2 separate regions of the Homo sapiens genome follow, and region 1 is linked to region 2. Evidence: chromatin loops called from intact Hi-C (ENCODE). Cell type or tissue: Caco-2. All regions are shown on one strand. Each heading gives the region's core, and the rest is flanking DNA. Links, peaks and the distances in the headings are about the cores only.

The links. Peaks named below come from ENCODE experiments on the same cell type or tissue, not always from the same donor. Only the 100,000 strongest peaks of a DNase experiment are listed, where the experiment ranks them.
Region 1: it touches region 2 in a loop (4-fold over the local background); 1 of 110 quality-filtered maps calls a loop at or near these places.

What each region holds. Positions count from the first base shown.
Region 1 is chr10:48,374,892-48,389,897 of GRCh38, reverse strand. All of the region lies in intron 1 of MAPK8 (mitogen-activated protein kinase 8), which reads right to left. Among named protein-coding and RNA genes, the nearest start is that of MAPK8, 76 kb to the right of the region's middle. RefSeq lists a silencer at 5,038-5,332. In Caco-2, for the core only: a CTCF peak has its summit at 5,554; no DNase peak of the experiment used is centred there.
Region 2 is chr10:48,445,489-48,459,444 of GRCh38, reverse strand. ARHGAP22 (Rho GTPase activating protein 22) reads left to right here. Exons shown (of 10, transcript NM_021226.4): 6 at 4,311-4,443; 7 at 5,284-5,357; 8 at 6,020-6,141; 9 at 8,305-9,184; 10 at 12,826-13,409. The coding sequence ends at 13,054. Among named protein-coding and RNA genes, the nearest start is that of ARHGAP22-IT1, 59 kb to the left of the region's middle. RefSeq lists enhancers at 4,424-5,401, 13,376-13,956. In Caco-2, for the core only: no CTCF peak of the experiment used is centred there; DNase peaks (open chromatin) are centred at 4,204, 4,994, 6,964, 8,194 and 4 weaker places.

The sequences.
Region 1 (15,006 bases), core at 2,303-10,302, 72 kb after region 2:
CAGAGATGCCTTACTTGACTAGCCTATCTAAATTCCCCTTTAAGCACACTCTCTCCCCTCAACCCACTTCATTTTTCTTCATATCACTTACCATTGCTAACATTCTAGTACATGGTTATTATCTGTCCCACTCAAACCCAAGTTCCATGAAAGCATGAATTTTGTTCTGTTCATGAATAAATCACCAGTGCCTTGAGTAGTACCTGGCTAACAGCAGACATTCAAAAAAGTGTTGAATGAACCAATGAACAAGTGAACAAACTGTTATTTTAAATTCCCATTATGAATTGCCTGTCTTTCTCCTCTCAAGGAGTAGTTTACAGGAGAGAAAGAGAAAGAGAAAGATGATTAATCTTGTTATTGCTGTTTATGCAGTTTTCATACCAGGCCACTTCATAAGCCATTAGCCTTGAGCCAGAGGCTTGCCCTGGTCTAATCAGTTATGGACAAAGTGGCAGAACCACATGTTACAGGATCCGCTGAGTAAGTGCTTCTTCAAGAGGCAGATAATAACCTTTAAGGTGAGTGCTCATAGTGAGCACTATGAGGTTAGCTCTAACGAATGAAGTCTCACTACTTTCAGAATATAGTAAGAATTTCTTGGCCTCAACCCTAACTCACATCATTTTCCTAAAAGAGTAATAAGCTTAAATTTAACCTCACTCCTTATTAGCCCTCAACTGGCCTTTAGATCAGATCTCAGCTGCCACCATACAAATGCATCTATTTCAGTTCTAGGTATTCTCAAAGTTCATTTTTCAACTATATTTTAAGTAATTAATACAGAAATACCACTATGTCCTGCACTAAGAAGGCCTATTCCAACAACAGACTTGTCTACAATTTAACCAAAAGTAGTAGAAACAATATGTGAAATATAGGGTGCATCCTAGGGTACTCTCCCCTTCCTCCTTTCCCCCCAAAAAACTATGGCTGACTAGCCATTTATGTCTCTCCGGACATACACTTTTCTTCTTTCCTTAGGAGACTGCCTACTAAGTGGTGTGAATGAAGTGCCCAATCTTGGACTTTACGGTTCCTCCTCTATACTAAGGTAGTAGAGCCATATGAAGAGTAAGCCAGCCTAGGTCTGAGCATTGTACTACAGGGCCCAGACTGAGACAGCCTATGTTTCAGTCACTGCTGACACTAGCACCAAATAAAGAAAACCAGAATTTTACTCCCATTCTCACCTGGGCATATTATTAAAGAGAAATTATTTTGTAATCTCACAATTGAGATTATATACTGAAGAAACAGATAAGAGTGTGGGTTATCTTCTTAAAACTGGGGGGAACATGCTAGAAAAGAAAAAGCTCTAGAAAGAGAATGTCTCATTGGTAAGTTTCCAGTTAACTGTCCCATTTTTATCCTCTTAAAGGGGTTTTTACATTGATTCCCACAGCAACCACCAGCCTAGAGGGGCATACTACTTCCCTCTCTTTCTACTTTAGTTGAATGAAGGACTTGATACCAAATCTCTTCCTTTGCCTCCTTTGAGATGAGTAACATCTTAAAAGTGATGTTACTAAAATACTAAAGCAAAAGAAAAGGGAAATAATGAAAACTACAATAAAACAAAGTTTTATCATAAACCTACTTAATGGCTAACCTTAGAATTTAGCCAACTGATTTCAGAAGCTATCTCACAGAAAGGTGAGGCTAACGAGCTCCTGAAATTCCCACAACAAATACACGATTAGTAAGAATTAAGATTCTAGAGTTTATTATTAAAACAAAATGAAGTAAAGCTGGCAGGCAAGAAGGAACATTTTAGAATTCCCTACCTATACCATGTTTAAAGCTGAATGAATATACAACACCTGTATACTTTCCTTTTGCCTTTCAGTCTAGCTTAGTCACTCTCCAATTTAAATGTGTGTAAGAATTAATGCTCAAGAGTGTATATGTACACAAAAGATTTCATATTGGCTTTTATGAGTTGAGGAACTTTCAAGGGTGATTCTGACTTTGGCTTTACACACTAACTTTAGACTCGAGCCCAGAGTGCACAAAATTCCACTCTTCCAAATAATCCACAAAACTGACATAGTCAAAATTACCCCGAAAATCTCCTTAAATCATAATGTAACATTTAGTACAATAACATTCAGGGCCATGATTTTATTTAAAGTATTTACACTACATATGACATGCTCATCTGACGGGAGACATGTACAAACTAAGAGAGAACAGCAGATTCTCATCTGCAAGGGCATAAGCTTCCTAGGATGGGCAGAATTGTCTGTACTACTGAAACTGTCATTTTATCTGTCAAGACAGGTACAGCTGGATATTCAAAAGTTAAATTCATGTATAATAAAATGTCACTACCATAAGCAGTTTAAAAATGAGGCTTCCAGGAAGAGGTTATAATCTTATAAAAATATATAATCTTATAAAATCTTACACAATTTTATAAAAATTAATCTGAGCTCTTTCCAGATGATTCCCCTCCATATTTAGGATTCTTCTTTCTCCTTCTCCCTTTTCTGTACTACTCGCTTATAAAGAAGAGGTTACAGTTCTACTCCCACAGACCCTCCGTAATAGAGGGCAAATCCTTTAAGCATCAGTATAATTAGCATGTTTCTTTAGTTGCCCATGAGTCCAGAAAAAAATTATTACAGCCAAGAGACAACTTTGTTTGCCCTGGCCACTTAACTGTTCTTTCTAGCAGGTATACTAATCATACCTAGTTTGCCCTCTCTTCTAGGAGAATCTGACCCCCACCCACAAAGGGGAGAAAGAGGCCTGGTTTGTAGTTCTGCAATTGGGTTTTTAAAGACCTATTCATAAAATAGATTTAATTCTTAATTGGGCTTATTTGAGTAGGTTTACTACATTCTAACCACAAAATGATGCTAAGACAGAAACTGTCTCAACAAGAAACTGTCCCTTAACAATTTCTACATTTTGAGGAGGGTGGATTTAGCTAAATAGCGCCAGACACATGAAATCAGTAAGCTAATTCAGAACTTGTTTCCAAGTCATTCAGACATTCAAGTTATTTATTAAAGATCTCAAGACTTTACAGCCATATCCTTGGCAGTAAAGTAAGTACATGTTTCTGGCTACTTTAAAATATATATATTTCAATGGAGATGAGGTCTTGCTATATGGCCCACTGGCCTTGAACTCCTTGGTCTCAAGCAATCCTCCTGCCTTGGCCTCCGAAAGTAATGGGATTACAGATGTGAGCCACCGTGCCTGGCCATTTTTGGCTACTGTTTAAACAATAACAAATATAAGTAACGGAAATGATATGGGTATGATATTACCATAACACTTCAGTGAGCTGGTATCCAAGATTCTAAAATTACTTTGTACTCAAAATGGTAAACATTTCAAAATATTCCAAAGTTGGCTTCTGGGCTTGCTCAACTGCATGTAGATTATTAGTGTCAGTAAAGCAACGTCAATTTTCACAAGGACATTCAACTGAATAAATAGGTCATCTACTTTGTAAGAATATACTATTTCCCAAGGTACTCAAAAGCTATTTTAATTTTAAATCTAAGAAAAATTGATACCCATAAATTTCCATAAAATTTTTATGAGGTTTTACACAAGAAAGAATGCTGAGTTTTAAAGGCACCTTTGTACAGTGTACTACTTGGGTTAAATCTTTGCCTATCCAAAAAAATTGGTTACATACTGAAAAATCTCATTCCTTGAGAAGACCCGAATGCCTGACATTTTCTTCTAACTTTTGCCAAATCTTTCACTAATAAGACTCCCAGGCTCATAAAAGAAAATGCTGATCACATTCAACCACCACGAGACAATTCCTAAAACTGCAAATTAAGAATAGCAAATGAGAAGTGTCCCAGATGCATTTTACAGATAATTTTTTTCATATTAGTTGATACCACATATACTTATTGCTAGTTTATCTTGCTAGCAACGTAATTATGATCAGATTTTTTTTTAACGCTAGGTAGTTTTTAGAAAAAAAGATTCCATGGCAAATGGCTTTCTGTAATTAAATGTGCCTGCCCCCAGCAGAAAAAAATAAAATTCACTGAATTTCAGAGTATGTTACAAATGATCTCAAAATCTAAAAGCTCAGCAAGATGGGGCAAAAACTACTATTTCCATTTGATTATGATAACCAAATATGACAAATCTAAGTTGAAGACTTGCAAGACAAGTAAAAAGTTTAATTGTCCAGCTAATGAACCTGTATCAATCTCTAGAAATAGCTTGAATTTTATGCTCTATCTCATCTTCAAGTTGTCCTTCACTGGATAAGGCCTAAAGCCTGGCTAATTAAAAAAAAAACTCATTTTTTACTACCAACAAAGTAACAACAAAGACCAGAAACTAAAAACAAAAATTTTTTTCTGTATAAATCTGTGCCAGACACTAAGTATTTCTCGTCTAATCATCTCTTCCTCTACAAAAGGGATTTACGATTTTCTGGAGTGGTTCAATAACATACATATGGGAAAAGTTCCTGAAACCATTTGAAGGCAATTTAAACATAACATGACTGCCTGACATGCTAGGTAGCAGAAGTGATAATAAAAATAGCTTGTTTTTTTGTGGTTTGGGTTTTTTGATTCATGAATGTCAGCAATGTTAACTAAACATGAGGGTTATGAAAAACAAAACAAAAAAAACTTTTGCTCTATGGAATTCGAGCCCCTTTAAATTATCAGGCCCAGAGAGGCATTTTAAATGTACAGTAGTCATGTCTCACTACCCCTTGAGCTAAATAATTACCTCTTGAAGCCACATGCTATGGAAGCTCTAGACTAACTGACCCCAAGTAGTCATAAAATGCCATATACACTATAGTTCAACAATGTATAGACAATAAATAACCAATGTTATTTCTGTAAACCAACAAGAATTCCTGATGAATACCTTTTTGCAATCAATCCCTTTCCTGATTCATCCTTTTTTTCTCTAAAAATATGAGCCTCTCTTCTGTTCTCTGGAGCACTCCCCAAGACCACTTGGAAGTGTGTCCTAGGCTGCAGTCCTCAACCTTGGCCCAAATACATTATCTGTATTAACTATGCCTCATTTTCTTCCCTTTAGGTTGACATTTCTGGCACTGTGAGCAGGATTCACAGTAAGCCACCCTTAGCCATTCCTGGACTTGGCACCTGGCCAACTATGAAACTCTCATGTTCTTCCAATTCCAAGATAAATTATTGGACAAAAGTCCTACTAATAATCTGGACCTATACCACTCTTTGGTTGAAGGTGTACATTTTATTTGGGCTGTTCTTTCAAACCCTTCTTTTTTAGAAGAGGTCTTTAACCTAGGGGTAACCCTTCAGGCTTGCTTCTTTATCAGAGCTATCCATGCTGAGTCCACACATATATTATGCTTTTTTTGCCCTTTTTCTTAATGGGCTTTCCCAGCTGAACTCAGTAATTTTTAAGCTAACAAAAGTGAACATAAAAAGACCACCCATTCAACAAAATCAGTGTCCAAAATACAGCTTTCTGTCATTTAGTTGGCTATTTATAAAAGAAATTTACATCTACAAAAGAAATCTTCATTTGTAAGGGTCTTTACCTCACTGTACCTGGAGAGGGAGTGCTGAGTCACTAGAAACTTACCATTGGCTTACATTTACATAAGTCTTTGGTGAAGGTGCTTTTCAGGCCATCTTGTCTTTTTATTTTTTGAGACTGTCTCGCTCTGTCGCCCAGGCTGGAGTGCACTAGCGTGATCTCGGCTCACTGCAACCTCTGACTCTCCGGCTCAAGCGATTCTTCTGCCTCACCCTCCCACGCAGCTGGGATTACAGGTGCCCGCTACCACACCTGGCTAATTTTTGTATTTTTAGTAGAGACGGGATCTCATCATGTTGGCCAGGCTAGTCTCACTGACCTCAAGTGATCCACCTGCCTTGGCCTCCCAAAGTGCTGGGATTGCAGGCATGAGCCACGGCACTGGGCCAGGCCATCTTGTCTTAACTGGCTTTTACCTACATCCTTCTTCCTTGGATTTCAGCTCTGGACTTTTGAGTTATATATTTTTTCTACATATTTCATGTTAAGTGTCATCCCTTTAGAAGAACCTAACAACTACTTAGGGCAATAAAATGGGTAACTGGAAAATTAATAGTCTAAAAGAGAGAAATGTATTTAAATTTGGAACAAAAGGAGCAAACAGTGCAACTAAAAAATGAGAATGAAACTACTGAGATTATAAAAATACAGATCTAACAACTTTTTTTTTTCAAAACCAGGACTAATGAATGGCACTGATGATATCCTTTAATGCCCAGCTGGAGTTCACAGTACCTTGGAGAGATAAATCTTATCATGTGTTTGAAATGTTAACATGCAGGGAATTAGCCAAGCAGCATTCCAGCTGAGATAAGATCTAAAACAGAGTTAAAATTCTTTAGAACAACAAAAAATTCCTTTCTTTGGTTAATATCTTTAGCTTAGGAGAGAAACATTTACAAGAATTTGAATATTTTCAATTATTACAATATTAATATGACTCTTGACCCTTTAGGGTACCCATTTGTTACTGATCCTTTTCCCTTCCATGAACAGCTTTTGATTTCCTGTCTTCTTCTGTCTGCCATCAGCTGAAACCCTAGAGAGTACAGTCAAGCAAAAATGTGGATTTGCACCTTATTTGTGGCTACCAAGACTTTCATTATTTAAACTGTCTTTGGGGTGGTTCTGGATCTTGTGAGGGCTTGCTTTGCACCTCTTTGGAGATGGCTTGTGCATCCTTGGTCAAGTCATAAAAATTTTTCTTAAGGCTTATTGGTTTTGGTGAGTCACTTGGAAAGGTACCCTTGGTTAAAAAGAAAAAAAAAGTCAAAAGCCAGGAATATTGGCTGTTTATTCCAGCTAAAATCTGTTAAGAAACTTGAAAATATTTTTTTTTCTTTGAAAGAGGTCTATAGCCAGAAATTAGCTTAATTAAAAGCTGACATTCAGGCTATCTATATATATATACATATATATATACACATAGCTATATATATATACATATATATATATACACATAGCTATATATATACACATAGCTAGCCTGAATGTGTATATATGTATATATACACACAGCTGTATATATATAGCTAGCCTGAGTCATATATATAATATATATTATATATAAGTATATATAAAGATATATAATATATAAAAAATATATAAAATATTTTTTTTTTGTAGAAGAAAGGCCTTTATGTTTTACTCTTTTGGATTCTGTTAACATGATTTTTGCCAAAGATAACGTAAAATTGAATTGGCCTTTTGGAAAGCTTAAATTCTCTGTGCTTGAAATATAAATTTGCTACTTGTTATTTAAAACTTGGTAAGGGCTTCAGGCATATACAATAAACTTGAACTTGTTCTATTTATGAACTTTGAATCCAATGTCCTTTTAAAATAGCGAGTTTTACTTGTCTCATGGCTAGAATTTTTATATCAAAGCTATGAAATCTTCACTTATGTTTGTATTTTTATGTATATATGTGTACAGATCTGTTTGTATATTGTTTACATGGTACCAAACTGACAAATTAATGCTCATAGCTTAATAATCCCAAATATTTTTCAAGTTAATGTGATTTTAGTAATCTTTGAGAAATAAAATTAGCTTTTTAATTGTTGGTAAAATAAAATTAGAATGTCTTCAGACTTGTCAGTTTTAAACACAATCAGACATTTTTGCCTGGGTCTGCTGGTCAGAAAGGTTTAGGCTTTCTCTACTAGATGTCTGAAGCTCATAAAACTATTGCTTCTGTGATATGTTTGATGCTTATTTGACTTGTCTGTGAGCTTATGTATTAGACTCATTAGATTCTGGGCTCTAACAAGTGAGGACTGCAGACATATGTGGTACTCCCTCTGGCCTGGCTGTTGTCTCCTGGCTATGGTGGGAAGAGTCAGACATTATCTTCACAGTTCTGTCCTCTGTCCTGGGCTCCATTATGGGTGTGTAAAATCAGGACTCAGATAGGCCCTGCCCCTTCATAATCATACTTGGGTGCCACGTGGGTAGTTGCGACTCAGTATGACTGAGGAAGACATTAGGAAGGGTATCTGTGTTGCAGTTTCAAAATTCTTTTCAGTAGTTTAAAGTTTTGAAGTCATGTTAGGTTTAATAAAGTAATAGATAATCATAAAATGTTTGAGTCATTTCTACATACATTAAGATACAAAAACATTAATTATTAGATATGTTTTAGTTTAGTTTACATAATTTGGTATTTTGTTTTTACATGGTATAAAAAAGCTAAATATATTTAGATCTGTTAATAATCTTTAGATCTGTTAATAAACAAAAAAGTAGGCATCAATTATATTTTATAGAAATATCTTTCTACGAAACCATGAAATGATTTGTCTACAAATACAGACATAAACCAGTTAACTACTACTTACTTTCTAGGTTTTTCACTTGAAATTAGAACTACTAAGAGTTAAAATCGTAGTTAATATATGTAATTAAAAGTACTAGATACATGGGAAACACTCTTGTATGCAAAGTATACAATGAAAGTAGGATGTGTTTTTGGTGAAGAAAGTTATAAAAAAGAGAGGAGGGTGTGAGTTTTGCTAAAGGAAAAGTAATTTTGCCTAGTTTAGAGGTTAAAGATTGTTTCAAAATTTACATGATATAGCTAAAACTAAAAAGTTGGAGAAAGAAAAAATAAAATTGTAAGAGTTTATAAAAGATTCATGAAAATCTTATCTGGTCAAAGCTGACTGGGATCAGATGGATCTGTTTATTGTAAGATTTTATTAAAATTAGGTTTAATATTAATAATATACTGATACAAAGGTAGGATTTCGTTTTCTCTTTTGAACAAGATTTTCAGGTAGTGTTAACAGGAGATAGTAAAAGGTTTTGTTTACTTTTGAGTAAACTACAAAAGAAAAGGAGGGAGAGAGAGATTTTCTTGAGCTCATGCTGCCTTTATTAGGTCTTATTTGGAAAAGTGAGTCTTTGATGGAGTCTTACTCTTTGATACAGTCTCCTCAAACTTACTCTTTGATGGAGTCTCCTGCTAATCAAAGAGCACAGGTTTTGACTTTTTAAAAATCACTGACTTATCACTTTGTTTAAATGACTGTTTTACAATGACCTGTGATCCTATTTTAACACTGAGCATTTCAAACCTTTCTTATCTTGATATCTGTTTAATTTACATTTATTTATTTATTTTTTTTAGATGGGAGCCCTGCTCTGTCGCCCATGCTGGAGCGCACTGGCGTGATCTTGGCTCACTGCAACCTCCTCCTCCTGGGTTCAAGTGATTCTCTTGCCTCAGCCTCCCAAGTAGCTCACATTCAGGTGCATGCCACCACGCCCGGCTAATTTTTTTGTACTTTTAGTAGATATGGGGTTTCACCATGTTAGCTAGGCTGGTCTCGAACCCCTGACCTCAGGTGATCTGCCTGCCTCAGCCTCCCAAAGTGCTGGGATTACAGGTGTCAGCCACCACGCCCGGCCATATCTAGTGTTTTAAACCTTTGATATCTGATACAGTTCCCCCAAATCAAATTTCAAACATGGAAAGCACTGTCAGACAAGAAATAGTGTTCAGCTTTCTTTGAGTTACAGTTGTATTGATATGTGTTCCAAAATTGTATGCAATTCCTAAACATCTGATATGCCTTGGTATATGCAGTAAACTGTTTTATTCTCATGTCTTTTTTTTGAGACGGAGTCTCGCTCTGTTGCCCAGGGTGGAGTACAATGGCATGATCTCAGCTCACTGCAACATCCGCCTCCCAGGTTCAAGTGATTCTCCTGCCTCAGCCTCCCGGGTAGCTGGGATTACAGGTGCGCACCACCATGCCCGGCTAATTTTTGTATTTTTATTAAAGACGGTGTTTCATCATGTTGGTCAGGCTGGTCTCGAACTACTGACCTCATGATCCGCTCACCTCAGCCTCCCAAAGTGCTGGGATTACAGGCGTGAGCCACTGCATCTAGTCTGTTTTTTTTTTTTTTTTTTTTTAAGAGCTTTGTTTCCCTCCAAATCCTAAAATGTGTGTCTTCAAAGAAATTCGTGGAAAGGACTTTGAATACGAGTTTGTACCATATTCAAGTATTCTTGAATACAGGTTTCAGATAACTATGGAGATGATACCATTGGACTAGGTAAAAATTTCCAAAATTCGAATAAAAAACTGATGTGTTAATGAAGATTGCTAAGCCAACATGAAACAGAACAGGAATTAATTACATGGGACTGAACTGATAGAGGACTGAAATGATTTTTTAATCACTTTTTGTTTGAAACATTGTTGATTCTTCTCATATTTGTTTTGCCAGAGTCCACATTTTTTTTGAGCCATTTATAGCTCATAGCAATTAGGTAAAGTATACTTTTGTGGGGAAAAGTGAAACATTTACCTTCCTCTTTACCTGATTTTCTCCAGAATTTGGGAACTATTTGTGAATATTCTTATTTTATGACATTTATGACAATATAGTTGTTTGTATAAGTGCAATATTTTCTTTGTTTTGTAAGAGGACGCATTGGAGACACTGGTTATTGTACCAAGGTTTAACTGGAACAGCATATGATCAAACTACTTTGAGGAATTAAGGTTGACTTTATAGAGCCAATAAAAAGCCCCTTGGAAAGACTTGACCTAATAAGTTGTCTATACTGTTCCCTTACAAGAATCCTGACTTGCGGTATGTAAAGAATGTCACTTTCTGAGAGTTTCAGGAATATCAAAATATTTTGGGACTTCAAGAAGAGAAGAATTCACCAAACTGTGAAAGTATTACAGGCACAGGCTGATGGTTAATCCCTGGCTTGACTTCTTAGACTTGAGAAGTTTCCAAAAGTCTAATCCAAAATTTCTAACGAAAAAGTTTCAGGCAAAGCCAACTAGTCTATATGACCAATCACTACTCTTGCTGCACTTTATGCAAATAAATCAGGCCAAGTATAATAACTCTAAAACTTTTTTTGCAAATAAATTGGTCTATTTCTCTTCGGTAGAAAAGAGGCACTGGATGGGTGTAGTGGCTTGTGCCTGTAAGCCCAGCTACTCACGGCTGAGGTGGAGGATCACTTGAGCCCAGGAATTCAAGGCTGCAATGAGCTATAATCATGCCACTGCACAACAGCCTGAGTGACAGAGTGAGATTGTTACTAAAGAAAAAATTTCTAAGTATAAATGTATACATTTTATATATATATAATTATGTATTTTAAAAAAATAAAAGGGAGACTAGAGACAGAAAAATCACGTTTCATAAGAAAACTATAACACACCTGTTATTAGATTCTAGCCTGACCATTGTTTTTGAGTTTTCTTATTTGTCTACCACTTGGACTAAATCCTGAATTATTTCCTGGCTACAACCAGTCTGTAAAGAAGAACCAGGTTTTAATTTTTTTCAAGATTTTGTTGTTGGCTCCCTAATGAATAGGTTCTTTTTTCATTCTGACATGTAAATTCACTTTTTGATTGTAGTCAATGTGTGCATTATATTTCTGCAATACAAATTCTTAACTGTTATGTATCTCTCATTGTTTTACTTTGGAGGAAACTAAAATCATGGGATTCCAAAGACTAGGGATGATTCAACAAGCAATGACTTACATAAATCAATGACTTAACTGAGGTCTCATTTCTGCCACTCTGTGATGCCATCCTAAGTCAGCTTTTGGGAACTCTTAAAATTCCTCACTGAGACATTTCCTCCTCCCTCATCAACATGGGACAGCACTACCTGGGAGTGAGACTTCCTGGTGACAAGGGACATCATGACACTTAGATTTTGATTAACAATGCTTTCGAGAAGAAAGATTTTTGACCACAAGGAGTAAAGGTTGCGGAGGGAGGGGGGAAGAAAAGCTTTTTATCTAAGGAATATGGGCCTAAGTTATCAGTCCCAAAAAGGTATTTAAAATCTAACAGCAGTCATGCCTCATTCTCCCTTGAGGTAAATAATTACCCCTTGAAGCCACTTGCTATTCAAGCTCTAGACTAACTGACCTCAAGAAGACATAAAATGCCACACACCTTACAATTTAACAATGTATAGAAAATCATTAACCAATGTTATTTCTGTAAACCAATTAGAATTCCTGATAAGCAACTTTTGTAGTCACTCCCTCCCTATTCATCTTTTATTTATTTTTCAAACAATTTAGTTTATTTATTTCTCATATAATAGTCCAGAGTTAAGTGGGAGAGCCACAGAGAAAAGGCAACTCTATTTCATGAAGTTATCCAAGGACCCAGGTTCCTTTTATCCTGTTGCTCTGTCACCTCCTAGGGAGTTACTGCCCATGTGGTGGGCAATAACGTATCTCTTCTCCAATCCAGGGGAGGGGTGGAAAGAAGACAAGGGTGAGCATCTTCTCTTCTGAGGATATGACTTGCAAGCTACACAATTCCTTCTGCGCAAATTAGCTTGGCTCACACACCACAGTCACATCTTACCGCAAAGTAGCCATGTACCCAACTAAAAGTTGAAGGGTTCAATTGACCAAGAGCAGTGAGGGAGTGGATATCTGGATATAGTGATCAGTCTTTCTACCACGGGTCCAAGAAATGTATTTTTTTTTTAAATTATACTTTAAGTTCTGGGGTACATGTGCAGAATGTGCAGGTCTGTTACATAGGTATACATGTGCCATGGTGGTTTGCTGCACCCATCAACACGTCATCTACATTAGGTATTTCTCCTAATGCTATCCCTCCCCCAAACCCCTGACAGGCCCTGGTGTGTGATGTTCCCCTCCCTGTGTCCATGTGTTCCCATTGTTCAACTCCCACTTAGAAGTGGCAACATGCGGTGTTTGGTTTTCTGTTCTTTTGTTAGTTTGCTGAGAATCATGGTTTCCAGCTTCACCCATGTCCCTGCAAAGGACATGAACTCATCCTTTTTATGGCTGTGGAGTATTCCATGATGTATATGTGCCACATTCTCTTTATCCAGTCTATCACTGTTGGGCATTTGGGTTGGTTCCCAGTCATTGCTATTGTGGACAGTGACACAATAAACATACATGTGCATGTGTCTTTATAGTAGAATGATTTATAATCCTTTGGGTATGTAACCAGTAATGGGATTGCTGGGTCAAATAGTATTTCTAGCTCTAGATCCTTGAGGAATTGCCACACTGTCTTCCACAATGGTTGAACTAATTTACACTCCCACCAACAGTGCAAAAGTGTTCCTATTTCTCCAGCATCTGTTTCCTGATTTTTTAATGATTGCCATTCTAACTGGAGTGAGATGGTATCTCATTGTGGTTTCTGATTTGCATTTCTCTAATGACCAGTGATGATGAGCATTTTTTCATATGTTTGTTGGCTGCATAAATGTCTTCTTTTGAGAAGTGTCTCTTCATATGCTTCGCCTGCTTTTTGATGGGGTTGCTTTTTTCTTGTAAATTTGTTTAAGTTCTTTGTAGATTCTGGATATTAGCGCTTTGTCAGATGGATAGATTGCAAAAATTTTCTCCCATTCTGTAGGCTGCTTGTTCACTCTGATGATAGTTTCTTTTGCTGTGCAGAAACTCTTTAATCAGATACCATTTATCAATTTTGGCTTTTGTTGCAATTGCTTTTGGTGATTTAGTCATGAAATCTTTGCCCATGCCTATGTCCTGAATGGTACTGCCTAGGTTTTCCTCTAGGATTTTTATGGTTTTAGGTCTTACATTTAAGTCTTTAATCCATCTTGAGTTAATTTTTGTATAAGGTGTAAGGAAGGAATCCAGTTTCAGCTTTCTGCATATGGCTAGCCAGTTTTCCCAACACCATCTATTAAACAGGGAATCCTTTCCCCACTGCTTGTTTTTGTAGGTTTGTCAAAGATCATATGGTTGTAGACGTGTGGTGTTATTTCTGAGGCTGCTGTTCTGTTCCATTGGTCTATATATCTGTTTTGGTATCAGTACCATACTGTTTTAGTTACTGTAGCCTTGTAGTATAGTTTGAAGTCAGGTAGCATGATGCCTCCAATTTTGTTCTTTTTGCTTAGGATTGTCTTGGCTATGTGGGCTCTATTTTGGTTCCATATGAAATTTAAAGTAGTTTCTTCTAATTCTGTGAAGAAAGTCAATGGTACTTTGATGGGGATATCAATGAATCTACAAATTATTTTGGGCAGTATGGCCATTTTCATGATACTGATTCTTCCTATCCATGGGCATGGAATGTTTTTCCATTTGTTTGTGTCCCCTCTTATTTCCTTGAGCAATGTTTTGTAGTTCTCCTTGAAGAGTTCCTTCACATCCCTTGTAAGGTGCATACCTAGGTATTTTATTTTACTCTCTTTGTAGCAACTGTGAATGGGAGTTCACTCATGATTTGGCTGTCTGTCTGTTATTGATGTATAGGAATGTTTGTGATTTTTGCACATTGATTTTGTATCCTGAGACTTTGTTGATGTTGCTTATCAGCTTAAGATTTGGGCTGAGACAATGGGGTTTTTTTAAATATACAATCATGTCATCTGCAAACAGAGACAATTTGAATTCCACTTTTCCTAACTGAATACCCTTTATTTCTTTCTCTTGCCTGATTGCCCTGGCCAGAACTTCCAATACTATGTTGAATAGGAGTGGTGAGAGAGTGCATCCTTGTCTTGTGCCGGTTTTCAAACAGAATGCTTCCCGTTTTTGCCCAATCAGTACAATATTGGCTGTGGGTTTGTCATAAATAGCTCTTATTATTTTGAGATATGTTCCATCAATACCTAGTTTATTGAGAGTATTTAGCATGAGGGGCTGCTGAATTTTGTCAAAGGCCTTTTCTGCATCTATTCAGATAATCATGTGGTTTTTGTCATTGGTTCTGTTTATAATGATGGATTATGTTTATTGATTTGCATATGTTGAACCAGCCTCGCATCCCAGGGATGAAGCAGACTTGATCATGGTGGATAAGCTTTTTGATGTGCTGCTGGATTTGGTTTGCCGGTATTTTATTGAGGATTTTCACATCAATGTTCATCAGGGATATTGGCCTGAAATTTTGTTTTTTTATTGTGTCTCTGCCAGGTTTTGGTATCAGGATGATTCTGGC
Region 2 (13,956 bases), core at 250-8,249:
TGCTAATAAACCTGACCCAGGCAGGAAGAAAAGGACCTCTGCTGGCTCCCATGTGAGGACTGACCAGGCGCAGCTGCATCCGGACCCCAGGCCTTCTGCGGGGTCTGTCTCTTGGCCGTGCTTCCTCCGGTGACCTACCCCCAGGCTCTATCAATGGCAAGATGGCACAGCAGCTCGGCTCCCCTCCTTTTGGGTTCTGGGGACAGGAGAGCGAGTCTCCTCCATCTGCTCTGGGGCCGGGGCCATGTCCATCCTACCCATCATGGGGGCTTACCCAGGCCCTGGATGCCCCTGGGTGGAGCCAACTATACCCCCAGCCTAGGGCCGTTTGGGGATTCTGTTTCCCCTGACAGTGCCCCCACCCATTATGGGGCAGTTTTTTCATAGAGTTCTCTCTACATCAGGAAAAACTACCCTCCATGGGGCTTATGCCCTGTCTTCTTGGATCTGCCCCAGGATGGGCCCACCAGGACCTGCAGGCAGCCCTGGCCTCCCAGGGCTTCTCCTCTGGGGGCAGAACACTCAGCCCCTCAGCTCTTTCCCAGGCCCGTCACTGCAGCCAGGGGAGGGTGTCAGCTCCTCTCCTTAGATGTGGAGTCCAGGACTGACCACTGTTCCCTAGCGGTGCTCCACCCAGGGAGGTACGGGGGACCCTTCCTCTGGAGCTTTGTGAAGCTCCATCCCAGTGTTGACGCTCAGTGAGCTTGTCGTCCATTCTGAACCTCAGCCAGCCAGGCCTCTTCCATCCTGTGTCTCAGCGTTAGGGTTGCAGATTGCTTCAAATAATGTCACCTGGGTAAGGCCTGGGAGCCGAGACTTTTGGAAGCTCCCCAGGATCAGATGCTCTGCCCTAGTGCCTGATGCTACCTGAGGGGCTTCTGCAGACACAGATCAGACCTTGCCACTCCCCTACTCAAACTCTGCTGGGGCTCCCTGGAGTGGCACAGGCCGTCTGCGCCTCACCCACACTGCCAAGCTTCTCCCATCCTGCTGGGGGGGTCTCCACCTGGGCACACCTGCTCTCCCAAGGTGTGGTTCCTGGCATGCTCAGCCTCCTTTCTCCACCTGGCCTGCCTGCTGAAGCCCCCTTGAGAGGCAGCTGGGCACCCTAGGGTGGGTTCCATGCAGACCTGACTCTCGGCCTCCCAGCAGCCTGGGGCAGCCTTCCCTATGTCTTGGAGGCCCTCCCCTGTCTGCCTTCTCCCTCTCTGGCTGCTTCTACCCTGCTTCTGGAATTGTGTCAGGAGGGCCATCTCCATGGTGGGCATGTTGGCCTTGTCCCTCCACCCCCATCTCAGCAGTGACCCCCATACTGCCACGGTGGCCCTGGGCTTTGGTTTCCTCTCCCTTTAGAAACTCCTCCTGGGGTATCTGAGGCCATCCTTCCCACTTTCTGCCATTTCCATGGCAGCTCCTCTGGCTCTGCAGCTGTACCCACAGAGGGGCCCTCCCCACCCACCCCTGAGGGAGGCCCCCCTTCCCACCCAACCCCAACAGAAGGTCCCCCCTCCCTACCCACCCCCAACAGAGGGTCTCCTCCTCACCCACTTCCAACAGAGGGTCCCGGGATGGAGCTCTCTCCCCAAGGCCATAGCCTGCCTGCCTGCTGGGGTGTTGGCTTCTGTCCTGGCCCCTTCCGCAGGAAGCCCCCTCCTCACTTTCCTGCTCATCTCTATAAGAAGGTCCCCTTTAGCCCCAGGTCCTGGGCTTCTCTTCTGCTAAAGCCTCACCAGGCCTGGAAGCCTCAGTGCCTGGAGCTGTCCCATACTTGCCCCTTCCCAGCACAGTGTCCCCTGGGCACTGGGCTGTCAGTCTCCCGGGTTGCCACCCTGCTGCTGAGCTCTGAGGACAGCCTCCTGTGGGCCGGAGCCTAGGGCTGCATGGACTCCTGGCCGCCAGGCTCTCCTTACTCCCTCAGCTGCTATCCTTTGAGGGAGGGAGCACTGGGAGGCCTAGGGGTGGAGGGGCACCCACATGCATTAGAAATTCTAAGGGGGGTGGGTCTTGACAGATAACAAGTAAACACCAGGGACACCAGTCCCGGGCCTAGTGGTAGGGAACCTCCCAGGGTGCTGCAGATGGCAGGGCTGGGCTGCTCAGGGAGGAGCCCTGCGGACACCCAGGTGGGGTGAAGCAGGCGGCCCGGCTGGGGGGCAGGTCGAGGAAGTGGGGATGGGTGATGAGAAACGGACTCTAGGGGAGTGAGGCGAGTCAGGACCAGGCTGGAGGCATGGCGTGTTCTGCATAGATGCCGGTGTTGGCGTGGGCGGGGGGTTCCCTGGGTACAGAGAGGTGACGAGGAACCTGCAGATGGAGGGTCACCTTGCTGCGGGCTGCACTGACCACCAGGGCCTCTTTGTCCCCAGGGCAGGCACCTCGTCCCCTGACCAGCTGCTGCCCTTTCTGCCCCACCCCTGCCCCCACCCTCCGCCTGCGCTAATGTCGCCGCATGCTGGGAGGCCCACAGGCTGGGGAGGCGCCCACAGGACCACGGGCTGTACAGAGTTCTCCTTGGGTGCTTGTTGGAGGGGGGAAGGGGACAGCAGTTTAGGGAAAAGTCTCAAGAAAAGGCCTGGTGACAGCTGTTGGAGGAAAGGCACTGCAGTGGGGAAGGAGGGAGGGAGGGAGGGAGGGACGAGGAAAGGAAGTAAGAGCTCAGGTACTGAGCGGATAGGGGGTCAGGCAGGGCCAAGCAGCAGGACCCTGCGGGGCAGGGATGCAGCCGGGCAGGTCTGCAGAGGAGGGGTGGCTCTGTGTCCACTCACCCAGGGCAGAAATGCTCCCATCCCCCCAGCTGCAGAAAAGGGGAAGACATACGGGCTGGCTGCCAACCACACTTCCCTGCCTCCTGCCCTTCCCCCAGTCTCTTGCGCTCCACTCAGGCTGCCACTGAAGCCACGGGCTCCCAGTGGGGAAGGGGCCGCTGGGCTCAAGCCTGGGTACCCAGGGCAGTTGGCCAGGAACATGGCCCGGGAGAAGGCCGAGGAGGGTGTGATAGCAGCATGCCTGGCTGGAGATGGAAGGAGGGTGGGATGGGGGCTGCCTGGATCCAGCCAGACCAAGAGTCACTGAGCCTCAGGCAAGGAGGGGCCCCAGGTATATGGATTTGGGGTGCATATGGATACATGGAACCCCAGAATCCCAAATGTCAGGGCCAGAAGGTATTTATCTCAGTGAGCCTAGCCTGGGATTCATCCGGGATCAGGTGATAGCATAATGGCACAGCCACAGTCTCCTGGCCCCGTCTCATCTTTCCTGAGGGAAATGCAGCCCAGGGTTTAAGTCCATGGTTCTAGACAAGCAGATGAACAACCTGGGGCCCATATACGGCTTGGAACGCAAGCTCGGAGGAGATGCCAAGGCTCTCGTTTAGGACCTGAACTGCAGACCCCACACAGGACCCAGGGAAGGACTATGCCAGGCCCATTGCCACCACCATCCACAACTGGTCTACTTCTGCCTTGGCAGCTCCGAGCCAGAGCGGGAGACTGAGGCCTGGAGTGGACTCCTGGGGCACTGGAGAGGGGGTGATGAGCTTAGAAGCCTAGGTGTCACCACTGTGGACAGGAAGAGAGGAAAGGGCCTGACCTCCGACCTGCTCCTGCTGTTGGTCCCCGGATACCTGCTCCCCAACAAGGAGCCAGCAGCCCTGCATTGTGGGCGCCTTTGATGCAGCTCCTCCCACTCCAGCCAAAGTCAAGTGCAGTGGAGAGGGCAAGCTCGGGCTGGGGGTTGGCAGCACCTATGGAGGGCCTGCAGGATAGCTGTTCCTACCGCAGAGCAGGCAGCTCCCACATCGTCTTGCAGGGGACCTTGGGATGGCCACCAGGCCTGTGGAAGGGGCTCCCTGGCCCATGTCCCAGGGCCCTCCCCTGTGCAACCTGACCTGCATCACACTTGATTCCTCTGGCCCAGGGCAGCTGCTAGGGTGGAGCAGCTGTGCCCTGCAGGGCCCTGTGGCTTCACAGTTCCTGGAGTCCTACGCAGTCTACGCAGGACAGGTTCTGGACGGACTGACACAGACATGAGACTCAGGGATTCTGAGCAGGTGCCTAGGCATGATGGGTGGTCCCTGAGCTGGAGCTCCTGGCCATGGATACTTAGTCGTCCCTGCCCCAGCTCTATCCACTGCTCCCAGAAGCAGCACTGGCCTTTCCTTGACCAGGGCAGCTGGCCGCAGATGCAGCCCCCAGTGCGCCCAAGAATGCACCTGAGACCAGAGGCTGCCCCTTGGCGTCAGGGCGTACCAGTCACCCCTGAAGTCCCCTGGCATCCCAGGCCTCACACACCTGTCCTCTTCCCCCCCACAGCACAACAGACGTGCACACGGTGGCCTCCCTGCTGAAGCTGTACCTGCGGGAGCTCCCCGAGCCCGTGGTCCCCTTCGCCAGGTACGAGGACTTCCTCAGCTGCGCCCAGCTGCTCACCAAGGACGAGGGGGAGGTCAGTGGCTCCTGGGGATAGCTCCTGGGAGATGGGCTGGCTGGGTGGCAGCCTGTAGACTCAGGACACAGACTCTGACTTTTCATGAATTTTCATGGCACATGGATCCTGTGGAGGCCTGCTGTGTTGGGGGTGTGGTGGGGGCCTGGAGCATCCTGCTTGGGTGGGGGAGGGGCCAGGGCATCCTGCTCAGGTCGGGGAGGGCTGGGGAATCCTGCTGTCTGGAGCCATACCTGTCTGCGGCCTTGGTCCCTGGGAGGGGTGGGTCCGGTGTGCCCAGCTCTGGCTGTCACACCAGTAGGTGCTCACACTCCCCACACCCGACTCAGGCCACTCAGGCCCGTCACAGGCTCAGAAACCAGGACATCTTTTATTTATATCTTGCTTCCTTCCCAAAAGAATTTGAGCTGGCTCCCAGGACAGATGAGCCAGCCCTCCCGTCCCCACCCGTGCAGGTGCTGGTCTGCAGCCCCAGGTGGCTCAGGGCCAGGGAAGGACTGTTTGCCTTCCCTGCGGCCATGTGGGAGATGAGGGCTCACTATCTGGCAAATATTTGTGTCTTGATAAGTGAGCTGAGTGCTGGCCCTGACATTCCTCCACGGGCCCTGTAGAGGCTCACCCCTCACACCAGCTCCTTGGAAGCAAGTTAGCTTCCCAGGAGGTCACAGCTGGGCCCTGGCCACTCCTTGAGGGGAGGTGGAGGTGGTGGAGCCCTCTGGTCTGTTGGGGCTGGGCTGCCGTAGCCCCCACCTCCCTTCTCTTTGCCCACCCCTCCTCGCAGTCAGAGAACAGTCAGGGCCCTCATTGCCGGTGTTTGAAATTCTGTTCTTCATTCCTAAGGGCACTCTGGAGTTGGCTAAACAAGTGAGCAACCTTCCTCAGGCAAATTACAACCTGCTCAGATACATCTGCAAGTAAGCGGCTTGGCAGGAGGGAACCACACTTTCCTGCACTGGCTCCACGCTCCCCCAACCCCACAGCGAGACACGCAACTCTTCCTTGTCAGAGGGGGGCCCGGGTCATTCCCCACCCTGCACAGCCTCAACCCAGCGTGGACGAAGCAGGGAGTGGAAAAGCACAGACCCTGAGTTCACGAAGCTTACAGTCCCATGGGAGCAGCTGGTTTTAAACAGACCTGGGTAGATAATTCCAGAAGGGACATACCCTCTGTCCCTCCTGGGTGCCTCTTGCCATCCTGTCCCCCCGGCATCTGCCCCTTGACCCCAACCCTTCATGTATCCCCATCCTAGACACTGAGAAGGGGAATGCAGGGGCGGCGCTGACTGGGGTCTGGGACTTCCCAGAATTTGTGCCCACTACAATTTGCAGAGTCTTGTCCTCCTTTCACACAAATAGCGGTGGGCCCTTGTCCCAGTGACTTTTACTTCTGATGGCCCTCTTGGGCCCCAGGGGAAGCCTTCCCTCATCGAGCCTGGCAGAGGCAGGCTACACCCAGTGGGCAAAAGCCCACAGGCAGCAGGGCTCAGCAGGGGTGTGGCGGTGCGTCCAGGCCGCACACAGGAGACTGGGCATCACAACTTGCTTCTTTGATGACTGCTGCTTCCTTACTTTGCAGGTTTCTGGATGAAGTTCAGGCATACTCAAATGTCAACAAGATGAGTGTCCAGAATCTGGCAACCGTTTTTGGACCTAACATTCTGCGGCCACAGGTAGAGGACCCAGTAACCATCATGGAAGGTAAGTGGGAGGTGTACCTGGTGGCCCTGGGTGCTGCCGGGGTCTGGGCTCATCTTGGTCCACGGCAAGTCCTTGGAACCATCCCAGCCCAGGGCCAGGCCAGCAGGAGGGGTGGCTCAGGTGGCACATCTCCATCTCTGGGGACTTGGCAGGAACTTCTGCAGACCTCACCCCCGACCCCCATGAGGTTCAGCTATAAGATAAAAAAGGAACTTTGCCCTGCGATGGGCAGCAGCAGGTCACTGGGTGCAATTAGAATAGCCAGGGGTTTCTGTGGATGGAAGAGGCTGGAGGGATGGGAGAGGTCAGCACTTTTGCCCTTGAACACAGACATGTTTGCTTTTCTTTTACAATTAAGCAATTGTCATAGGTTCCTGGATGTCAGCTTTGCAAACCCTGGAGAATTTCTCTATGATAAATAACAATAAGTGATTAAAAATAGCAGCAACAGCAGCCGCTTTCAGTAAGCTTCTACCAAGTGCTTTGTTTGTATCATCTCATTTCAGGCTTTACAACCAGCCTGTGCTGTGGTAATCGCCCCCACTTTACAGATGAGGAAACTGAGGCCAAGAGAGGCGAGGGGACTCACCAGAGGCCAGTCAGCCAGACTTAGCAAAGGGCACAGGTGTAGGCTGCCATAGAAAAGACAGCCCACCTCATAGGGCCCATGGAACACTGTCCCCAGTGGAGTATGCATGAGAGACGTGCTGCTCAGACAGGAAGCCCACAGCTGAGGCTGTTCTTGCCCTTATCCCATGTTGAGGGACGTGGCGGAGTGCTTTTGCTCAAGTCCGCACTTTGGTCAGCCCTGGCTGGGTCTCCCACCCCAGGGCCCCTTGAGGCCAGGAAAACACAAGCTCCTACCTGCCTGGTGGTACAGATGCTTGAGGGAGGAGGCCTGCCCTGCCTGCTTCATGGAGTTCCTGCTTCACCTAGGTTCTTGGCCTCAGAATTCCTTCCTTGACTTCTTCCAGGATTCCTAGTCAACTTCAGTGGGAGAGTCCACCCTGGCACTCAGCCCTCCCTCCTACCGGGGGACCTCCTAGCGTCGGGCCTTTGTGGTGAGGGTGGCAGGAGGGAATGAGGCAGCTGGATAGATGCCCTGGTCCTTCCTGCACTGCCCACCTCCGCTGCAGGCCCCCACCCCACCACCGTAGGAACTGAGTCCCCAGGACTGGGGGCTGCATCTCAGGGGCCTTGGCCTAGACACGGGGGATTGTGTGTGTGCGAGATTATATGTATGTGGGATTCTGGGGGGTGAGCAGGGTGCACTATGTGTGCAGTTGTGTATGGGGGAATTTGGGGAGGCTGCGGAGGGTGCATTGTGTGTGCAATTGTGTGTGGCGGATTTTGGGCAGTGGGTGGGGTTCATTGTGCGATTCTGTATGGGGGGATTTGGGGAGGCTGGGTAGGGGATTTGTGTGTTCACTTGTGTGTGTGTAGGGGCTTTGGGGAAACTGGGTAGAGTGCATTGTGTGTGTAATTTTATGTGTGTGGGATTTTCGGGAGTGGGCATTGTATGTGCGATTGTGTGTTGGGGGATTTGGGGAGGCTGGGTGGGTGCATTGTCCAGTTGTGTGTGTGTGTGGGACTTTGGGGGTGGATGGGGTGCATTGTACGTGTGATTGTGGGGGGTATTTTAGGGGGTGGGCGGGGTGCATTGTGTGTGCAATTGTATGTGTGTGCCCCCACACAGGAAAGATGGCTCTATTCCCTGTCCCAGAGCCCTATGCTCCCAGAGTGTGGACATTCAGGCATGGCAGTTGTCAGCAGCACAGAGGGGTGACGTGGGGCAGCCGAGAGAGTTCTGGCATCTCAGGTCCCAGGTTCCAGTTCCAACCTGCCACCTGCTCACCGTGCAGCCTTGGTGCCTGCTTCCTCACCCCACCCCAGCTGGAGGGCGTGAGCGCAGGCACAGTGCTTCCTCCCTGCTTGCGGCTCTGTGCCTGAGGAAGGCGGTTCTGCGGCCCCATCCTGCTGTCCTGCCTGGAGTTGGAGGGTGTGTGGTCCTTTCCTCTGGGCGGATGAAGGCTCCCTTGAGGGGCGGCCTGGCTCTGGGGACAGGGCCAGCTCCCACGAAGCTGCAGCTTCTCCATGACTGGCAGAGCGAGCCTGGGCCGAGTGGCTGGCAGCAAGGCCCTTCTCCGCCTCTCTTCCCGGCAGGCACTTCCCTCGTCCAGCACCTGATGACCGTCCTCATCCGCAAACACAGCCAGCTCTTCACGGCACCGGTCCCGGAAGGGCCCACCTCCCCGCGCGGGGGCCTGCAATGCGCAGTGGGGTGGGGCTCCGAGGAGGTCACCAGGGACAGCCAAGGAGAGCCCGGCGGCCCCGGCCTGCCCGCGCACAGGACCTCTTCCCTGGACGGGGCGGCCGTGGCGGTGCTCTCCAGAACAGCCCCCACGGGGCCGGGGAGCCGGTGCAGCCCTGGGAAGAAGGTGCAGACCCTGCCCAGTTGGAAGTCCTCCTTCCGGCAGCCGAGGTCCCTATCGGGAAGCCCGAAGGGGGGCGGCTCATCCCTGGAGGTGCCCATCATCTCCTCCGGCGGGAACTGGCTTATGAACGGGCTGTCCTCCCTGCGCGGACACCGCCGGGCCTCGTCGGGAGACCGGCTCAAGGACTCGGGCTCCGTGCAGAGACTCTCCACCTACGACAATGTGCCCGCGCCGGGCCTGGTCCCCGGCATACCCAGCGTGGCCAGTATGGCGTGGTCCGGGGCCTCGTCCAGCGAGTCGTCGGTGGGGGGCTCACTCAGCAGCTGCACGGCCTGCCGCGCCAGCGACTCGTCTGCCCGCAGTTCCCTGCACACCGACTGGGCCCTGGAGCCCTCCCCGCTCCCCAGCAGCAGCGAGGACCCCAAGTCCCTGGACCTGGACCACAGCATGGACGAGGCGGGCGCGGGTGCCAGCAACAGCGAGCCCAGCGAGCCGGACAGCCCCACCCGGGAACACGCGCGCCGCTCCGAGGCCTTACAGGGGCTGGTCACTGAGCTCAGGGCCGAGCTGTGCCGCCAGCGGACTGAGTACGAGAGGAGTGTGAAAAGGTAACTTGCTGCCCCGTGGAGCCTCCTGTGACGGGGCGGAGCCTGCAGGGAGAGCCGTGCTCTTGGCACATGGGCGTCGGCCCCTAACCTCTGGGCCGCTGGCCCTGGAAGCCAGCCTCAGAGAGGGGAATCCTAGCTCTGGGAAAGCCCTAGGACTGGCAGACTTGGCACACAGTCAGTCTGGCACGCAGTCAGTCTGGCACGCAGTCAGCGCTGCAGAGGCCTGCTGACTCCACGCAAGTGGGAATGCCTGCCCAGCCTGCCGGGGACCTTTGCTGCAGGGGTGGAAACAGAGTCAGTGTGCAGTCTGCAGCCAGGGAGGGGGCGGCCCCTGGAGGCAGGTCCCAGGCTTGTCCCAGTACAAGGGCTCATAGCCTGGATGCTGAGTGCCAGGAAGTGCCCAGGCCCCAGGTCAGCCAGGCTGGAAGTGAGGACCCCTTCCTTGATGGGATCAGAATCCAGTTTCCCTGCTGAACCAAGCCCTCGTGTCCGCCCTTGTCACAGGATGGTTGTGCTGCACCCTGAGGCTTACAATCTCACTAACAGAGGGCCAGAGTTCCAGCCTCCCATGAGGACCGGGGTTGCCCTCTGCAGTGAGGAACCTCAGCTCCTGGAGACCAGGTTCTCCAGCGCAGGGCGTTTCCCTCAGCATCTCAGACTCCTTGGTCCCTCTGGCTGCAGGTCCCCGTTAGCTGGCCGACCTGTTCACCTGGGTCCCACCCACTAGCAGGGAATTCCTTTATCCATTAGAGGCAGTGGATGGAGGTGGAAGGCATTCCTGCTGCCCACTCTGAGCCTGTGATTTCCACTGGGAGCTGGAATGGCAGCCCTTGCCCTTTTGCTCTGCTGACAGCTGTTCCCTGGGTGATGGAGAGTGCCAGGCATGTACAGGCACCATGTCTGCAAAAGGAAGAGAAGGAGAGGGACCTTGAGGGCAGAGGCCTCTGCCATGGGGGAAGTCACAGCAGGCAGTGCCTGAGCCAGGGCTGGAAGGACCCATAGGATGGAGCCGAGAAAGGAAATAGCATCAGTAGAACCCAAGGGCCTCCAGAAATATAGTAGAAGATGCTATCTGCTGCAGATGAGCTCACAGACCAAACTACAGGGTACATGGGAACTCTTACCATACAGAAGGCTGTCCATGCAGAAGGCTGGGCTGGACCAGCTGCGCCAGTTGTGTGCTGAGTGCCTGGAGCTCCTCTGGCCTGCTCTGAGGCCTGGTTTCTCAAGGGAGATGCAGGGCTCTTTGACTCCAGGTCAGACTACTTGGATTCTAGTCCCAGCTCCACCAGGGATTGGCTGAGTGTCCCTGGCAGGATCTTTGGGCCCCAGTGACCTCACCCATTTGTCCTGAGTATTAAGTGACTCACAGTGGATGAGAGCGCTCGGGAAACTTTGCTGCTCGCATTGACTCCTGCCTGGTGGCTGGAGGTAAGATGAGGTTCCCAGAGGAAAAGGGATAGCAGTGGTAGCCCTTGTGGAGGGACTGTACTCGCTAGCAGAGTGGTCTGGGTCGTTGTCTTGGTTAGAGGGAGGGTCTAGAGTGAGGAAGGTCTCTGAGCACAGGAAGGAAGGTGAGGGCATTAGCACCTGTCCTGTCCAGCAGGTGATTGGGGAATGTGTGTCCTGTTCTCTGGAAGTATGGGCCATCGGGTGGGGGGTGGGGTGAGGCTGGCCTTGTCCTGGCTCCCAGGACTCTGGTCAGAGCCCCTCCCCAGGGCCCTGCTGGGAAGTCAGCCTTCCTTCGTGCATTCCCAAAAGAGAACCTGTTTTCTGTGAAGTACCAGATGCTGTGCAGGTGGCCACAGTTGGGGTGAAAACTGATCAAAATCTCTGTCCCCATTCTTATTTGGGTTGCAGGGAGACAAAGACCATAAGCACGATACATTTTTAAAAATACACGGTGTGTTAAAAGGGAGATGAAGGAGGGGAACATAGAGCAGCATGGAGGGGAGCGGAGAGGAGCCTCAGGGTAGAAGGTTGGAGGGCCCTGGGAAGGAGACCCCAGAGCTGCAGCCAGCACTGACCCCAAGACCCCTGTAGTGGGGGAGAGTCAGGGGCTGGGGACTGGAGATGTGTGGGGAGGGGGCAATGGGTGGGGCCTTTTGGCCTGGGCAATGCTCTGGTTTTTCGTGGAGTGAGATGAGAATGAAGTGAGAAGCCGCTGGAGGGTCTTGGCACATTGGGCACTTTGACAGGTGCACCTGGGTGCCATGCCGAGCAGAGCTTGCCAGGGGACAAGGGCAGAACAGACCAGTTAGGAGGTGTGGGGGTCTAGGCCTGACCTATGGGGGGTGTGGCCCTATGGGGCAGCAGGTGGAGGTGGGGGAAGCGGCCAGGTGCTGAGCATATTTTGAAGGTAGAGCCAAAAGGTTTTGCTAACTGATCAGATATGGGACCGAGAAAAAGAATGGACTTAGGGGAGGACATCATTGTTCAGCTGAGCAGCTGAGGGAAGGTGTTCACCAAGAGTGCACCAGGGCTGCGGAAGAGTGGTCTGGAGATGAGGGTCAGGACCCTTTAAGTCAGAGATGCTGATGAAATGGTGCAGGGTCATCAGCGTGTAGTTGGGGCTTGGAGTCTTGAGCCTGACAGAGAAGGAAGAGGGGAGGTCCAGGCCCGAGCCAGGGGCAGCAGTGGGGAGGTGGGTGGCTTCTCTCTGACAGCTGTCTGTGATCCTGGTAGGGAGGGCTCAGGCCATGCTTCAAGCTCAGTGATGAGGATGGAGGCTTCGTTTTGGTGGGTTGAGGAATCCGTGTTTATTCATCATGCACCACGTACCAGGTGCTGTGCTGGCCCCTGGCATGTTCCAGTCCATGGTTACCAGTGCTCTGAGGAGCAGTTACCCTCTGCATTTCACTGTGGCTTGTGTCCTGTCCACAGCCATGTGGCTCAGAGGTCACCAGGCTGGGCATTAAAATCCAGCATATGTTCCCAGGGGCTGGGCTCAGGTGTGTCCCTTCGGAAAGACAGAAGCTGGTTGTCTGGTCAAAAAGATGGCCATGCCAACCTTGGCACACTGCAGCATGAGCCTGCATGGAAGCGTGTGGTATAGGCTCTGGTGGCACAGAGGAGCACCATTGTGACCTGCTGGGGAGGATCACAGGAAGTAGCATCATGGAGGGGGCGCTTGAGCTGAACATGACGGGAGAGCAGGAAGGGAAGTGACTACCCCACAGGATCTTCTGTGGGTCACCACGTGTGGCTGGATCATGGGGACAGTGTGGGGAGCTGCAGGGAGCTGTGGGAGGGGAGGCCACAGCACAGGAGCAAAGGCCAGGGGACAGTCCGAGTCCCAACCCTCCCCATGCAGGGGCCTGTACTGTTCCTACCAGCTGGCAGGGATCCCATACTGCACTGGAGGGGCAAATGCGGACCCAGGGAGGCACCGAAGGCATGGATCATTGTGTTGGCATTTCGGGATCACAGGCCCAGAGGAGCTAGGGGAGCTATGGCAGGGGGCAATTTGCTCATGGGTGAAGTACTGGGGTTCTTGTGAGGAGCAGATGAGCCAGGGTTTCCTCCTGCCGCCATGGCTTGGCCTGACCCCTCAACCCACAGTGAGCACAAGCATGGTATACCCATGGGACAGTGAACCTGGCCCGCAGAGTCTCAAACAGCATCTCTCCTTGACTTTTCAGAATCGAAGAAGGGAGTGCTGACCTGAGAAAACGAATGTCCCGGTTAGAAGAAGAACTGGACCAGGAAAAGAAAAAATACATCATGCTGGAAATAAAGCTGCGGAACTCTGAACGGGCGCGGGAGGATGCGGAGAGGAGGAACCAGCTGTTGCAGAGGGAAATGGAGGAGTTTTTTTCGACCCTAGGAAGCTTGACTGTTGGGGCAAAAGGTGCCAGGGCCCCAAAGTAAAAGGAATGGCAGAGCTCACTTCTGTACCACGTCTGCTGGTCTCCAGCCTTGTATGGAGTTAGAAGCGTCTGTATCTCTGGAGCAGCCAGGCGCTCTGGAGCCAGCTGGAGAGAGAGAGATCCTGATACCTCTGTGGGGACTGTGGGGACTTTTGGGACCCCACACACTCCAGGTGGGATCAGATGCTGCTCCAACCATGCAGTTCCTGGTGAGGGTCAGAAGGGGACGGTACCAAGAGTAGCGCTTAGCCCTTACCCAGGAAATATCCTTCATGGCCACAGAAATGGAGGGCGCCCAGGATCCAGGCAGCCACCGGGAACAGTCAGCTTTCTTTATTAAATGTGCTCACAAAGCATGGTGCCTTGTTACCTGGCTCATTTTTCATGCCTCGCAATACAGGACACAATACAGGACCACTCCTGTTTCTCCAAGGGCTAGGAGCCCCCTGAGGTATGCCCCTGGGTGGAATAGCACAGGCATTGTGAAGTGGGACGTGAAGCCCCCCAAGGGGCAACAGCCTTGTGCTTTCAGCTGTCTCGTCTGCATGTTCCAGGTGGGATGCCTTTCTTTACTCCCCCCCGCCCCGTAGCCATCTGGACCTCTGCAGCTAGTTTCTGTCTTGGGAGGTCCCCTGGGCTTTCCACCATGGCCCTAGCTCTGCTCCAGGGCCAGAGCCTGAGTGGGCACCCAGCACAGATGCTGTGCTTGGGCGAGGTGTGGGCAAGTGTGGCCACTCTACAGGAGGGCTGAGCCAAGGCCATGGGAAACGTCTGTTCACCGTACTCCAGGTGCCTATGCCTCACTCTGGGCGCCTGCCCAGCTCCCTTCCAGCCCCCGCTTCCCTGCTGTTCACCCCCCTACTCTGGCTTATCCACAGACTTGAAGGCTCCATTAGGGCAAAT